Regions from separate parts of the Mus musculus genome. Here region 1 is linked to region 2. A link is a loop called in an ENCODE intact Hi-C map of the cell type or tissue named here. Cell type or tissue: left cerebral cortex. All regions are shown on one strand. Links, peaks and the distances in the headings refer to the core of each region. The heading gives the core; the rest is flanking DNA. Region 1 holds the start of Zfp867 (zinc finger protein 867). Region 2 has its middle 8.9 kb from the start of Gm15755.

Region 1 (5,375 bases), core at 91-5,090, 100 kb after region 2:
TGCAAAATAGAGAAATTCATAATTACAGTTAGAGATACCAAACTACTCTTTATCAATAATTGACAGCTCTAAATGGACAGGAAAGCAGTAATGGTAATAGTGTTATTCAACAACATCAGGCAGGATTTCAGTGTTATTTCTGGAACCCTTTAGTCAACAGCAAAACTAAATGATAGACCAGATCTGAGTGAGCAAACACACAAAGTACTCAATGAACATGGAAGCATTAAATAGTGAGCAGTAACAGAAATGCTGTTAGAAACCTCCGAACTGGAAATTAAATCACAAAGTGCCAAATCACACGTGGACAGATGACAGAGAGTCATCTGAAGGAACCCGACTAGTTCAAGGAAAAGAATCTTAAATTGTGGAATACAGTATAGCCAGTACACAGGAAAAGTTTAAAGTTTAAATTGTGGAATACAGTATAGCCAGTACACAGGAAAAGTTTAAAGTTTAAATTGTGGAATACAGTATAGCCAGTACACAGGGAAAGTTTAAAGCATCAAATTCACTTCCAGAAACGTGGGTCTTCTACAACAGTAGTATACACTTTTAACAGCAAAGCATCACTCCAGCTCCCTTTTGATTTGATTGCGACTCTATTGGCACCTCCTCAGTTTCCCTGGGTTGTTGATACAGGGCTCCCTTGTTCTTCATTCTTCCATTCCTAGCACCCAATCAGGGAGCTGTCAGCTCCTGTAACTCCAGTTCCAGGAGGACCTGAAACCTTCTTCTGGCCTCCACAAGCACAATACTGGTGCACAAACTCTTGCATGCACATAATCAAAATAATTTAAATTTAAAATAAATGATATGTCTTTAACAAAAAAAAAAAAAAAATGGGCCAGGGATACATGAGACCCTGCCTCAAGAAATAAAACAAAATTAATAAAAGCTAGGCAGGATGGTGTATATCTTCAACCCCACAGAAAGTTCCAAGAAATAAATACATCAATTAATTGGGCTAACAAAATGGTTCAGAAGGTAAGGAAGGCATTTGCTCTATCTAATGCTGATGGTATGATTTCAATTTCTAACTCTACACCTGTTCTCAGACTTCACACACACACCTTGGCATGCAGGCTGTATTGTGGCAACTTGACACAAGTTAGATTCATAAGAGAAAAAGGAATCTCACTTGAAAAATTGGCATTGTGAGATCCAGCTGTAAGGCATTTTCTCAATTAGTGATCAATAGGAAAGGGCCCAGCCCATTGTGGGTGATGCTATCCCTGGCTGGTAGTTCTGGGTTTTATAGGAAAGCAGGCTGAGCAAGCCATATGAAGAAAGCCAGTAAGCAGCACCCTCCATGGCCTCTGCATCAGCCCTGCCTCCAGGATGCTGTTCTGCTCGAGTCCTTGTCCTGATGTCCTTCATTGAAACACAGTGTATAAAAGGATAAGCAAAATAATCCCTTTCCATTCCAACTTGCTTTTTGGTGGTATCTCATTGCAGCAGTAGAAACCCTAACTTAGACACATGCAAACAAACTCACACAAATAAATAATAAAAATAGATCAAATGAAAATAATGCATTATAGCAAAAACTAGCTATTTGTGAACATGATTATAATTGACAAATCTATACTTAGGTTTAAAAAAAGAGAAGATAAAAGAATTACTTAGAAGATCATTTTCAATCCTATCCTCCAGACACTCAGTTCTGTTTTTTGAGACAATGTTTTATATATATTAGTCTGGTAGCACATCCTTCTAATCCCAGTACTCTCAAGGCTGAGACAGGCGATTCTGAGCTGGAGGCCCACCTGTTGGTCTACACAGCAAGTTCCAGGCCAGTTAATGCTACATAGCAAGACCCTATCTCAACAACAACAAAGCCAACTTAGTAATTTACAAGTTCATCTAACGTACTTTGTGGAAATGTATTCATTTTTACAACAACGATGGGAAACTAAAGTTTTCTCAATTGTGAGTCTAGGCCCATATGACACCCCCTGACTTGCCCCAATCAAAACATCCCAGAAATGTTACTGCTTATGCTAGGGGAAGCAAAGAGTTAAAAAGAAATCAGAGGAAGTGAAGCTCTACTTTTTGTTGTTGTTGAAAACTACTTCTTGCTAGCTTCAAGAATATCCACCTTGCTGAGAGACACAGCTTTAATCCCAGCACTCGGGAGGCAGAGGCAGGTGGATCTCTGAGTTCCAGGCCAGCCTGGTCTACCAAGTGAGCTCCAGGACAGCCAGGGTTACACAGAGAAACCCTGTCTCAAAAGAATATTTACCTTATTCAGCTCTGAGTACAATTCATACTTATTGAAAAGCTGAGATTCAAATAAATGTGCAACGATCTCAAGGTGATGACTATAAAAAAGGGGGCAAGTCCTGAAGACCAGACAGACCTGTCAGGATCAAGTGCCAAAAAAGGCTGTTCCCTCACCCTAGTGCTGCTGAAAACCTCACCAGCCACACCTCGGGAGACCCTGGACTGACTCAAACACAGTGTCAGCTTCTGCCCCACTGCGCGCTGGAGGTTTTCTTTCTAATCCCTTGAGAGAAGGTTTTCTCCCCTAACAACTGAGAGACTGGAGATGGCAGGAAGTGCTGCTCTGAGGCCCACATTCACCAGCACCTAACTAAACAATGATTCCTAGGAGTGGAGCTAAGCTTAGAGGGAGACAATGTCCCTAAGAATTAACTACGGAGCTGGAGAGACGACTCAGCGGTTAAGAGCACTGCCTGCTCTTCCAGAGGTCCTGAAGTCAATTCCCAGCAACCACATTGTGCCTCAACCCATCTATAATAAGATCTGCTGCCCTTTTCTGGCCTGCAGGCATACATGCAGGCAGAAGATGTATACACAATAAATAAATCCTTTAAAAAAAGGGGGGGGGGCTGGCGACATGGCTCAGTGGGTAAGAGCACTGACTGCTCCTCCAAAGGTCCTGAGTTCAAATCCCAGCAACCACATGGTGGCTCACAACTACCCGTAATGAGAGCTGATGCCCTCTCCTGGTGCATCTGAAGACAGCTACAGTGTACTTATGTATAATAATAAATCTTAAAAAAAAAGGAGGGGGCTGGAGAGATGGCTCAGCAGTTAAGAGCTCTAACTGCTCTTCCAGAGGTCCTGAGTTCAATTCCCAGCAACCACATGGTAGCTCACAAGCATCTGTAATGGGATCCGATGCCCTCCTCTGGTGTACTGAAGACAACAATAGGGTACTCATATACATAAGTATTTAAAAAACAAGGAAAAAAATGAACTATTGAGATGAGGACTATTCGATTGCTCCAGCTCCAGGTCCTCTAGCTGCTCCTCGAAGAGGTTTCACCCCAGATCTCAGGCTGCTGTCTAAGTGGATGATGAAAGGTCAACTTTAGGCTAGGACATATGGCAGCTATAAGAAATTTGTCAGCATCTGGCAGTTCTGAACCTGGGACCATTACTAATAGGAAATGAAAAAGATATTGTGTCAATTTCTATTTATTTAGCAACGAAAATAAACAGTAATGGTTGTCACTTTTAAAACCTTTTACAGTAGAAGTTGGCATTTGAAAATACTGGTACTGAAACTGTTGGGGGCGGGGGGCACTGCAGAGATGGCTCAGTGGTTAAGAGCATTTGTTGCTCTTGAAGAAAGCTGGATGGAGTTCAGTTTCCAGCAACCACTTTGGGGCAGCTCATAACCGCCCATACCTTTAGCTCCAGGGAATCTGACACCGTCTTCTGACTTCCTCAGACACCCACACACGTGTGTGTATCCACATACAGCCACAAATAAAGGCGGGATGACCGCCTGGCATCCCGGCCTTCACTCTGCCGCTGAGGGCACAGAGATAAGTTATGGTCCTTAACCTGCAGTCACCCAGGATTCATGGAAGGACAGCCCTTCACAGAAGCAGGAGCTATCTCCAGAGAAACACCTAGTCCCCTTCAGGTCTCAAATGAGCGGAGACAAAGATGGGCGGGGCCCACCTTACATTAGGCTGCTGTGTTTAAGCTTTTTTTTTTTTTGGTCTGGCCTTCCTCTATTTAAGCCTAAAGCTCCTGTCCAAAGATCAATTGGGGTAGGAGTGTCCTAGACCCTTCATCTGTCCCGCTTCTACGGTGCCCGCACTGACGAAATCTCTCTCGGCTTTTTCCTACTAACCAACCATCGATGTCCTGAGACTAGCGGGGGGACGGCCCTAAAGACTGGAATTTTGGGACTTCACTGTGAACACGGGGGCGTGGGACAGGCAGGCGAAGAGTAAATAGATTGAGACCCCACTTTCCAAGACTCGGGAAAGCCCAGCCATGGCTGAAGGGCGGGAACCCACAACCAAGAAGCCAGCGTCCCAAGTCCTAAGGTGGGTCGGCCATGACGCCCCAAGTCCTGAGGTGAGTCGGTCAGGCCGCCGCGAGGGCAGATGGGAAGCGAGGGGACCCAGGACACCCAGGACACCGGACAGCACCGGGATCGGGCCGCAGACACCAGCTACGGAGGCCTTCCCTGCGGCTGGTACTGGTTGGCTGTAGCCAGCGTCGGCCGGAACGCTCACCATTTCCGAATTTCTGCTGTCCCGCATCGTCGTCGTCTGCACCTCATAAGGACGCTAGCTACAGCGGAGCCACCATACACAACTGTGAGCCAGACATAGAACCTGAAGAAACGGAACCTGAACAAGAACTAAACAGTGAAAAGAACCAAACACCGCGAGAGTAAAGCATCCTGCCCCGCCCCTCCGCTCGAGCTGCGGCCTGATTGGACAATTCCACTCTGATAGACGAAGGGTTTGGACACGCCCCCAATCCTTGAGTGATTAGGGATGTAATCTAACCTTTGACAGAGAGATACTTACGGGACAAGATTTGTTTGCACTCTAGCAATGGCCCTGCCAGGACAGGACACACTTGTACTTTACCTACAGAAACATATCCATGGAACAATAACATATAGATAGATAGATAGAGAGAGAGATAGAGATAGAGATAGATAGATAGATAGATAGATAGATAGATAGATAGATAGATAGATATACACATATACATACACACACACACATATGCTATTTACAACTGGAAATTCCTAACATGACAATTATTTGAAATTTTTATTGTGAATACATTGAGACAGGGAGGGTCTCGTGTAGCTTGCCTCAAATACAGTTCAGGCCAGCCTTGAACCCCCGGATCTGCTTGCCTCCATCTTTGGAGTGCTAGAAGGACATGTGTGCTATTATGCATCACTGGGGATCCTGCTAAGGACTTCTTGTATTCTAAACAAGGACTCTGCCAACTGAGCCAGAGCCCTCATTTTTAAAAATTTAGATGTCATAATCTTCCTAGCTTGAGGACTGTAATGGCTATTGTTGGTTGTCACCTTGGCTACGTCTAGAATCAACTAAAACCCGAGAGGCTGGGAATGCTTG
Region 2 (5,375 bases), core at 81-5,080:
CCTCTCTGGTGTTTCACACAAGCAGCCCCCCTCAAGGCTGTGCACCTGTGGGCTGTGCACCAGGAAGGCCCTCTGGGGAAATGGAAGCATTTGAGACCCATGTGAGGAAGGAATCAGAAGGTGTCTGGCCTGAGGCTCCCACTGTGGGGAAGGGCCTGGGTTTGTACTTCTGGGGAAGGATCTTATTGTCACCAATTGAGGGGGTGGGCCTGGGTAGTAGTAACAACCCAGAGTCCCGCTCCAAGTGTGTCCGTCCCCCCACGCTGGTTCTGACAGAGACAATCGCTATGGACCTCACTGGAAAAAATGTTCTCATTGTGAACATAAGCAGGCAGCTCGGCCTCTGCCAGACGTGCCTGGAAAATGTTTAGGACCTCAGTCAACATATGAAATTTCCATCAAACTTTTATTAATCAGGAGGCGTTTGTTGTAAACCAACCCCTGTCTGATCCCTCTGGATGTCCAGGGAGAGGCCTGCGCTTTCTGGGGCCTATCCAGCGCCTGGTCTCCTGCCTACACAATCTGCCCCAACAGAGGAAGGCTCAGGGCCCAGAGATCAATGGGGACCAAGACAAGGCCAAGCAGGTCCCTCAGTGGCCAAGGGACCCTGAGGACTGAGGGACAGGATCCTTTCCACCCTCTGAGACAACCTTATCCCACTATGCTCTCCCTGGGCCAGGCCTGCGAGGCTGCGGCTGGCCCAGCTGCTTCTAGAGGTTCTGGACTGCTCAGCTGTGATCTCTTTTATGGGGTGGGAGACTCATAAAGGACCAAGAGCCCCACTTAGGAGCTGAGAGGCTTGGCGGCTGCCCAGCCTGAGGAGGAGGGGTTGAGGCTTGGGAGGAGAGAGAGCTAAGGAGAGGCAGGCTAGAGGGGTGGTTGGGCTAGAGAGGGAAGGGCCAGGGAGGGCCAGGGAGGGAAGGGCCAGGAGGGAAGGGGAAAGAAGGCCAGGGAAGGGCCAGGGAGGGAAGATATGGGGGGAGGTTGTATAGGGGAAAGAGGGGGAGAGTTGGGAAGAGGAGGACTGGAGAGGAAGCCTCAGCCCACTAGAACTATATAATCTGTTCCAGTGACTGGGGCACTTCATATTTCCCTCCTGTAAATAAACCGGGGTGATCGTGCCCTGCCCAATGGCCTCCCAGGCTTGTCTTCACTCCCATCCCCTGTGTCCTGTCAGTGACTGTGTAGATTGGTCACACAGAAAGTCAGGCACGTGTCCATCCCTGACACTTCCCACCTGAGTCCTCTGCTTTTCTTCTCTGGACTGTAGGCTACCCTTGCCCCTCATAGACTCGTGGACTCAGTCTCCCCTTCTGGCTAGGGAGCATGGAGGGAGAACCATCCTGTCAGGAAGCCAGCCTCAGGATTAGACTACTTGGCGTTTCTTAAGCATACCCCGTTTAAGTTCCTCTAGCTCTGGGGCTTAAGTCTCCATCCCCAGCTGCTGCCCCATTCCAGACCACCTTCTCCCATCAGAATTCATCAGCTGCTGAGACTTCCTGATGAAGACCAGGGAGCCAGTCTTACTGGCAATCAGACCTTTTTCTTTCAGGGCATGCAGGGCAGGATGTGTGTGAAGAGAAGGCCACCCTGGAGGTCCCAGGAACCTTCATCCCTAGAGAGAGCTAAGGAGCAACAGTATCCAATGCTGAGCAGAAGTAGAACCCAGGCTTGGAAAGGCAGAGTTTCCCAGAGCCTGGCTCATCATCCTCCTGCAAGGCCCCTAGACCTTGTGCATGCCTTCCTGGCTGCTCAGACCTTTCAGACTCTGCCCATAGTGGCTCAGCCATGTGTACCAGGAAACAGGCCAGAAATGTGGGCTTGACTCTGTGGCCTTGACACCATGGCTTTGATTCTGTGGGTGGGCCCTGGGCACTTGTCCTGGACCTGTATCTAGTATTCCTTATTTCCTTCTTGGGCTTTAGAAGGCTGATGTTTATAAGTGTGACTGATTTTGTGTGTGGATTTTGTAGGCTGCAACTTTTTGAAGTTTGTGTGTGTGTGTGTGTGTGTGTGTGTGTGTGTGTGTGTGTGCGTGTGCTCGAGCATACCCATTAGAAATGCCACAGCATAAAAACATACCATATAGAAAGTGGTGCTCCTTCCCCCTCTTCCAACTGGGCTACCTTTCCTTTTACTTGACTGCTTGCTCTGGCTAGCACTCCCAGTAGAATGCTGGGCGGCAGTGGGGAAATCTTGTATTGTTGATCTCAGGGAAAAGTTGTCTGTTTTCCCATTAGGCAGGGAACCAGCTGTGAGCTTTTGAAACGTGCCCTTTTTTATGTTGAGTGTGTTCTATTTTACTCCCAGTCTATTAAATGTTTTTTTTTTAATCAGAAAAGGATGTTGGCTCTTGTCCAATGCTTCTTTTGTTGTTTTAATAATTGAGATGTCAATGCCCCCCCTTCATTCTAATAACATGGCATTTCATGGTACTTATATTTTATTTCTTGAATAACTCTTGGATTCCCAAGGGCTTGGAGCTGGAAGGATTTCAAATAGGCAGTGGAGCTGGGGGAGATGGACTCTCCTGGCTCTTGAACCTTCTTCATTCAATGATTCATGAACCAGGATTCACCCCGATTCCCCACGACCAATCTCAGTGCCCTGAGTCAGGCCTCACAACTGCTTCTTCCAAAGGTAGGCCCATGCTCCTCATGCACCCTTCTGGACAGTGGAGGAAAGAAAACAGAACACAAGCCAGGCCGGTGTGTGAAGTAGCTCATGGCACCCCCACTATGGCCTACAAAGCAGAGCTTGATTCTGTGACCCTGTGGTCTGGGCCTTCGGGACACCTGTTCTCACTCTCTGATGCTCAGGACAAACAAGATGCTGGTGAGGCTGTGGTTTTAATCTGCCATCTCCACTAGCAACCTCAGCATCCTAAGACAGGCATCACAACTGTTCCTCCTGCTGAGTAGTGGGGGAGTCCATGCAGAAGTCAGTTCATATGGCCTAGGGTCCAGGGAAGTCCCACTCCTGGGCGCCAAAGAACTGCCCCCTTGTGGCAGGAGACGGCAGGATGCCAAGAAGCAGCAGGCTCCCATGTCTTAGGAAGAAACCCACAAATTGGGAGCTACAAATGAGGAGGCATGCTCAGAACCTTGGAAAATGCATGCGTCAGCAGGATTAATGTACCATGAAGGTTTGTGTGTGCAGACACACAAGGCTGAGGGACAGGAGGAGAAAGGTGCCCCCCCCATGCCCACTTTACCTTGAACATTAATTACTCAGGGTCTGCAGGCACTGAAACAGCACACCATGCACAAAAGTCTGTAGTATTATTTCAACTGGAAAAAATATATAAAAATTGGATCTCTAAACCAGTAAATAAACTGAAAGGCAATTTAATGAACTTTAAAAGAATCCCCAAAGGCTGGGGAAATGGCTCAATCGGTAAAGCGCTTGAGGACCTGAGGTTGCTCTTCGAGATCATGTAAAAAAAAAAAAAATGTCAGAGTGTTGATCCTATGAGCTTGGATCTCAGCTCTGGGCAGGCAGAAACAGAAGGCTCCCTGGAGCTGGCTGGCATGCTAGCCTATGTGACTGAGTGCGTTTCAGGCCAGTGAAAGAGCGTGTCACAAAACACAAGGTGTGAGCTGGGCGTGGTAGCGCACGCCTTTGATCCCAGCACTTGGGAGGCAGAGGCAGGCAGATTTCTGAGTTCAAGGCCAGCCTGGTCTACAAAGTGAGTTCCAGGACAGCCAGGGCTATTCAGAGAAACCTTGTCTCGAAAAACAAAACAAACAAACAAACAAAAACCAAGGTATGGAGCTAGAGCTAAGAGCACTGGCTGCTCTTTCAAAGGACCTGGGTTCTATCCCCAGGGCTCACAACCATCTGTGAGTCCAGTCAGAGGATCTAATGCCCTCTTCTGGCCTCTGCAGGCACCAGGCATGCATGTAGTGCACTGACATGCATGCAGACAAAAAACATTCATATACATTGAAAACAAACAAGAGACCAAAAGGAATGACACCTGAGGTTGACTTATGCCCTCCACATTCATGTGCATATATGCAAATCTTCTCATAATGATGTGCATGCGTGAGCATAAGAGTACATGCGAGCATGAGCATGCATGCGCACACACATCACACACACACACCCCAAAAAGATCTCTCATAATATGCATTCTAAACACACGTGATGTTCACAGACTTGGTGTGGGAACTTACTTTGTCCCTTAAATATTTACTATTTCAGGCCAATGGGTATGAAGGGCTGCAGAAAAAAAAAATTGTGTGCGGGTTTCACTAGAAACTGAACATTGTGATGATAAGAGTCATAACTGGATTGCTCAGAGCACCCAGCTTCCTCAGTACACACAGGGGCTGGAAAGAGTTCCAGTTCAGGCTGGAGAGATGGCTCAGCGGTTAAGAGCACTGACTGCTCTTCCAGAGGACCTGAGTTCAAATCCCAGCAACCACATGGTGGCTCACAACCATCTGTAATGGGACCTGATGCCCTCTTTTGGTGTGTCTGACGACAGCTACAGTATACTTACATATAAGTAAGTAAGTAAATAAATCTTTAAAAAAAAAAAAAAAAAAGAGTTCCAGCTCACGTGATTCCATCCAGACAGGGATGAGTGGGGCAGTGTCCACCCTGCCACACTCCATGGTCAGCACCACATGGGGCGGGCTCTTGGGGTGACTGCTGTGCACACCTATAGCACCCCTCTCTGAGTTGGGGCCTGTGAGGCCCCTACTAGATCCGAACGTTGAAGGATAGTCTGGGAAAAGAAAGATAATGTGCTCACAGTTGATCTTAAGCGATTGCTGCTAAAATAGATGGACTGGGGCAAGTACCTCTGAGACCACGGTGCCTCTTCGTTGTGGTTCTAACCCAGAATGGGAGGTCTGGCCAGCAGAAGCCAGTCACCCTATTTAGCTCTTACCTTTCCAGTGTAAGTGCCTGGCATGGCAAGTTTTTAAAATCTTTTTTTACCATGATTTTTGTTTTCTTTTAAAAGACATCGTGTAATCCAAGTTAACCTCAAATTCGTGATCCTCCTGCCTCAGCCTTCCAAGTGATGGGATTACATGCTTTCCGCCACCTTGCTTCTCTTTTCTTTACACGTTGAAGTACTGAGCGTCAGGCTCCATCCACTTCTGCTTCTGTCTGTTCCTGGACAGACCGATTCCCCGCCCTCTGTGACATGTTGATCACAGGGGCTGTATCTGCATAAACCTGCGTCACATCACTGGCTTTCATGTTGAATTGATTCTGAGCACATTTGCTTACTTGTGATTTGATGTAAATGTTGAAATCAACTTGTCTAGGTTCAAAAACAACAAATTCCTTTTTACTCCATGTTGCCCTGGCTGAAAATGTAACTGTCTTATCATCTATTAAAACTTAAATTTTGGTAG

The links. Peaks named below come from ENCODE experiments on the same cell type or tissue, not always from the same donor. Only the 100,000 strongest peaks of a DNase experiment are listed, where the experiment ranks them.
Region 1: it touches region 2 in a loop (2.2-fold over the local background); 1 of 42 quality-filtered maps calls a loop at or near these places.

What each region holds. Positions count from the first base shown.
Region 1 is chr11:59,467,836-59,473,210 of GRCm38, forward strand. It overlaps Zfp867 (zinc finger protein 867), which reads right to left and starts at 4,639. Exons shown (of 4, transcript NM_178417.3): 1 at 4,506-4,639. The coding sequence starts at 4,532. In left cerebral cortex, for the core only: a CTCF peak has its summit at 2,984 (motif pointing left); DNase peaks (open chromatin) are centred at 3,807, 4,224 and 4,682; H3K4me3 peaks cover 1,227 bases; H3K27ac peaks cover 451 bases.
Region 2 is chr11:59,363,832-59,369,206 of GRCm38, forward strand. No RefSeq gene overlaps it. Among named protein-coding and RNA genes, the nearest start is that of Gm15755, 8.9 kb to the right of the region's middle. In left cerebral cortex, for the core only: a CTCF peak has its summit at 3,019 (motif pointing left); a DNase peak (open chromatin) is centred at 3,041.